Regions from separate parts of the Homo sapiens genome. Here region 1 is linked to region 2. The links are chromatin loops, found by intact Hi-C in ENCODE. Cell type or tissue: CD14-positive monocyte. All regions are shown on one strand. Region 1 has its middle 41 kb from the start of LINC03099. Region 2 overlaps LOC105373182 (a long non-coding RNA gene).

Region 1 (2,500 bases), 76 kb before region 2:
CAGAATCTTGCTCTGTCGCCCAGGCTGGAGTGCAGTGGGGCGATCTCAGCTCACTGCAACCTCCGCCTCCTGGGTTCAAGCGATTCTCTTGTCTCAGCCTCCCGAGTAGCTGGGATTACAGGCACCGGCCACCATGCCAGGCTAATTTTTTTTTTTTTTTTTTTTTTTGGGTATTTTTAGTAGAGACAGGATTTCACCATGTTGGCCAGGCTGGTCTCGAACTCCTGACCTCAAGTGATCCTCCTGCCTTAGCCTCCCAAAGTGCTGGGATTACAGGCATGTAAAAGGACTACCTTTCTAATACACATTTTTCAAATTTCTCATGCAGAATAAAAAGGGAATAAGCATTATTAAATTTCAACACTGAGTTTCTAATATGTGCTAAGCATTGTGTGTTCCAGATGCTAGAAATATAGCAGGCTCTTCATTCAAGGAACTCACTGTGTTGTTTGTGGGGAGGATGTCGTGTTGGAGACAGGAAACAAATTCAATTACAACACTAAGTGAAGAAGCACAGAGGTGACAGGTGAAGGGAGTAAATTGCTTCCTGGGATGGGAAGAGTCAAGGAAGGCTTCCTGAAGGGATATCTGACCTGGGTTTTGAAGGCTGAATAGGAGTTTTCCAGGTGGACAAAGGGGGAAAGGTCATTTCAGCAGAGAAAACTACCTGTGGAAAGGAATGGAGACTTGAAAGAGCAGAGAACTGTAAGTAATTCAGAGAATGAGTGGACATTGTATTGTGGAATGTGCTGGAGGGGGTGGCAGAGATGAAGTTGAAGAGATAAAGGAGAGTGAGAGACAGAAAGAGTGAAAGAGAAGAAATGCCCATCTCCTTTTCCATGGCAGTTGAAGATGCAGTCTCTGCCCAGGTAATATGGTTTGGCTCTGTGTCCCCATACAAATCCCATGTCGAATTGTAATCCCCACGTGTCAGGGAAGGGGCTTGGTGAGAGGTGCATGAATCATGGGGACGGACTTCCCCCTTGCTGTTCTCATGATAGTGGGTGAGTTCTCATGAGATCTGGTTGTTTGAAAGTGTGTGGCACTTCCCCCTTTTCTCTCTCTCTCTCTCCTGCTCCTCCATGGTAAGATGTGCTTACTTCCCCTTCACCTTCTGGCATGATTGTAAGTTTCCTGGGGCCTCCCAGGCATGCTTCCTGTTAAGCCTGCAGAACTGTGAGTCAATTAAACCTCTCTTCTTCATAAGTTTAACTCAGTCTCAGGTAGTCCTTTATAGCAGTGTGAAAACGGACTAATACACTAGGCTTCACATGTCAACAACCATGTATCTGGTTTCTGATATTTCACCAGATCAAGTCTGGTATGTTCTCTGTGATGTATTTCTTCCTAGTGTGGGTTCCCCCAGAAGCAGACCCTGAGTGCAAGGAGTTTATTTGAGGGATGATCCCCAGAGACACCAGCAGGGGCACAGGGGACAGAGATAAGGAAGGGAAGCAGAGCTGTAGAGGGCGAGTGAATGGCAGGTGGGAAACAGCCTTAATCCTGCCAGGGTCCCCTGGGAACCAGCAAGGAATTTGCCCCAGAGTCGTCTCACTTGAGGGGCTGGGGCATTTATCCTCCTGTCCCATCACTCATGAGTTAAGGGCTGTTGCCTGGGGTTGATGATTCCTTGGCCCTCCCAGCCTGCCCTGCAGCCAGGGCCACCCCCATGCAAACAGCTGGAGATATGAAAGTGAGTACCTAGGGTGTATGCTTAGGCACCTACCACGTCTGTCACAATTTTTCCAAGGACCCACTAGGTATACACCACTGTGCCAGAGGGGCCTTGGGCCCACCTGTGGCCAAGGAGGACGCTGATATGAGTAGAGTCAAAGGGAGACCAATTGAATCCCACCCTCGGGCGTTGGGGGCTCCATCTTGCTGCAGTCCACGTGACATAGGCTCAGAGGAAAAGGGAGAGAGGGATGAGGAAAGGGCTGGCTGGGACATTGGTTCTGGTGTTAGTTGTAGTAGAAGAGTAAAAAATCTCTTTCTTTTAGGCTGGGCGTGGTGGCTCACACCTGTAATTGTAGCACTTTGGGAGGCCGAGGCGGTCAGATCACCCGAGGTCAGGAGTTCGAGACCAGCCTGGGCAACATGGTGAAACCCCATCTCTACTAAAAATATTTAAAAATTAGCTGGGTGTGGTGGTGGGTGCCTGTGTTCCCAGCTACTCAGGAGGCTGAGGCACAAGAATCGCTTGAACCCAGGCGGCGGAGGTTGCAGTGAGCCAAGATTGCTCCACTGCACTCCAGCCTCAGTGACGGAGCAAGACTCTGTGTCAATAAAAAAACTCTATTTTTAAATCTTGGTTAAATATATATAACATAAACATTCACATTGTTCTATAACCATTAGCGCCATCCATTTCCAGGACTTTGTCATCTTCCCAAACAGAAACTCAGGACCCTTTGAACAGAAGCTCCCTGCTGCCCCCTTACCCCAGGCTCTGGTAGCCTCCAGTCTACTTTCCGTGTCTACTTGACTACTTAGGTATTTC
Region 2 (2,500 bases):
ACTTGTCCTGAAGCCTCTTCTGATTATGCACTTTCTAGTTACATGAGCCAACCAATCTCTTCAAGGCTTATGCTAACATGAGTTGTCTTTTCTGTTCCATAAAGGGCCCTCACTGACACATCTTTATAGTGTTTGATACTATTGACTGCCTTCTGCATGAGTAATGGAAAACCCAAGTAATTGTGGCTTAAATGTGTTAGAGGTTTTTTGTTTGTTTGTTTATTTGTTTTTTCTCCTTGTAATGAGAATCCTGAGGGGAATTGGTTGCTAGTGTTGGAGTCATTTCAAGCAGCTCAAAGATGTCACAGCAATTCTCTCAGCTTTTCCCTCATGATCCCACGACGGCTTCTGCAGGTGGAGCCATCACTTCCGTAGTTAAGGCTGAGAGCGGAAGGAGAGGGCAGAAGAGGTCCCATTACAAGCTGGCTTCTACTAATGTCTCACTGGTCAGAGCTCTGTCCCATGGCTGCTCCTGGCTGCAAGGAAGTCTGAGAAGGCAAGGTTTTAGCTTTCCAGAGCCTGTAGCAGGGACTGGCTGGCTAGAAGGGAGTGAGAGTGTGAGGGAGCCGATCTGGAGTAGCTTGCTTAAGCCCCCAGGGCTCCTTCAGTGAGCCTTCCTCCTCCCTCTTCCTCCTCCTGCAGCTTCTCTGCCTGGCTCCCAGGCACCTTCTCTGGGCCCCCGCTATCCCGTGCAAGCCCATCTGCTGCTGGAAACCTCCAGATGTTTACTTTCAGGCCCCACCTCCCTCCTGTGCTGCCCACCTGTTTGCTCAGCTGTCTGCCAATCATCTCCACCTGCTGTCCCTCAGGTGCCGGCCCTGTACACCACTTTCCTAGAGTCACTGAGGATCCAAAGTCAACTCAGCTCCTGTGCTCAAACCACTCACCCCAGTCGGCCGCAATACTCACTATCTGGAAAGCTCAGATCATGCCCAGAGCTGGCGATGATGGAGTGAAGTGAAGGAGAGCTATGTCCAAGAACCTCCCAGCTGGAGGGGAGGCAAGGTGGGCATGGGGAGGGCTGCTGCCGCATCTGGAGGGAGAGCCCCGGAAGAAAGGCAGCACTGTCGCTGTGGACTCACTCCATGGCTGGTTTTCACGGAAATTCTTGTGAGTCCATAGTGTGGTTTTAAAAATTCACCTGCCCTCTGGGCTTTGAGGTCCTCTAACAACCCAGGAGCAGGCCTTGGATTTTCCAAGGCCTGGGCAGACTTTGTGGCTTCAGATTGTTCTCAACCTCCAGAGGGTTTGAGGACAGGCAGCAGGAGCCCCTGGCCTTGCCCAGAAAGTAGCACAAAGTACGCACCCACACAAGTTACCAGCCGGAAGGGAGACCAGTGGCAGGCAGAAAAGGAAGGGAGGAAGGGAGGGAGGGAGGGAGGAAGGAAGGAAAAGAGGAAGGAAGGAAGGAAAAGAAGGAGGAAGGGAGGGAGAGAGGAAAGGAAGAAGGAAAGGGGCAGAAGCTGGCATGTGGGGGAACCCCAGGCCCCGCCTGGTTCTCTTTTTCTGTATGCAGCCTCAGGTCGCTTCCTTCTGTGGACCTCAATTTCCTCTTCTGCAAAAAGAAGGCCTGGATTAGCTCACTCCCCAGGCCTCTTCTAGCCCTGACAGTGTGATTTTCTAATTTCTTTCAGACTTCAGGGGCCTGCAGACCCCATGCTAATGTGTATGAATAAAACATGGCCATCTGAAAGCTCTGAATATTGCAAGTATTTGCTTTGGATGTGTTCTCCCTTAACTGTGCGAAGCAGCGTCCAGCTGGGGCCCCCGCAGCCTCCTGTTTGGATTGTTCGCGTGTGGCCTGACTCCCTGAGGTGGGGAGGGGTTGGGGGTGGGGGAGGGTCCAGCCTCCCGGGTATGCCTGGGCCCTCCTCCCTCCACCTCTCCCATACCCTGGCCCTGAGGAGGGCTTTGTTCTTAGACCTCAACCCCAAATCCACCTCACCAGTTCCCCTTCGAGGCGGTGCTCCAGGCCCTAATCCCCACTGCACCGAGGACATTTCCCTTGGCCATCTGCCCTGGCACCTTCACACTTCACGTGTCTGTCCGTCCACCCTGGGAGACAGCCTGTCCTCCATTGCAGGGCTGCACCTTCCGGCAGCCGAACGTCTGTCCCCTGGGACTGTAGCCATATCCTATGTATCTTTTGTGGGAGCTCAACAAATGTAGGCTTTTTTTTTCCCTTAATTTTCAGGTTTTTTAAAAAATTATTTTTAAAGAAGTTTTCAGTTTATAGAAAAATGGTACAGAAAGTACAGGGAGTTCCTGTGTCCCCTACCTCAGTTTCTCCTATTATTAATATATTGCATGAGTGACATTGTTGTTTACTAAAGGCCACAGTTTACATTAAGATCTACTCTGGGTGTTGTATGTTCTATGGTTTTTCCAAATGCACTATACTATCATACATAATAGTTTCACTGCCCTAAATATCCCCTGTGATCCACCTATTCATCTCCCTACCTCCCTCCCCACTGAACCCATGGCAACCACTGATCTT

Evidence for each region. A loop is a pair of places that touch in the nucleus more often than their neighbours do. Peaks named below come from ENCODE experiments on the same cell type or tissue, not always from the same donor. Only the 100,000 strongest peaks of a DNase experiment are listed, where the experiment ranks them.
Region 1: a loop joins it to region 2, with 2.6 times the contacts of the local background. A loop is called at or near these places in 1 of 110 quality-filtered maps.

Annotation. Positions count from the first base shown.
Region 1 is chrX:40,302,842-40,305,341 of GRCh38, forward strand. No RefSeq gene overlaps it. Among named protein-coding and RNA genes, the nearest start is that of LINC03099, 41 kb to the left of the region's middle. RefSeq lists an enhancer at 961-1,140. In CD14-positive monocyte, no CTCF peak of the experiment used is centred here; a DNase peak (open chromatin) is centred at 1,020; H3K27ac peaks cover 1,207 bases.
Region 2 is chrX:40,379,327-40,381,826 of GRCh38, forward strand. All of the region lies in intron 2 of LOC105373182 (a long non-coding RNA gene), which reads left to right. Among named protein-coding and RNA genes, the nearest start is that of LINC03099, 120 kb to the left of the region's middle. In CD14-positive monocyte, no CTCF peak of the experiment used is centred here; a DNase peak (open chromatin) is centred at 1,505; H3K27ac peaks cover 1,648 bases.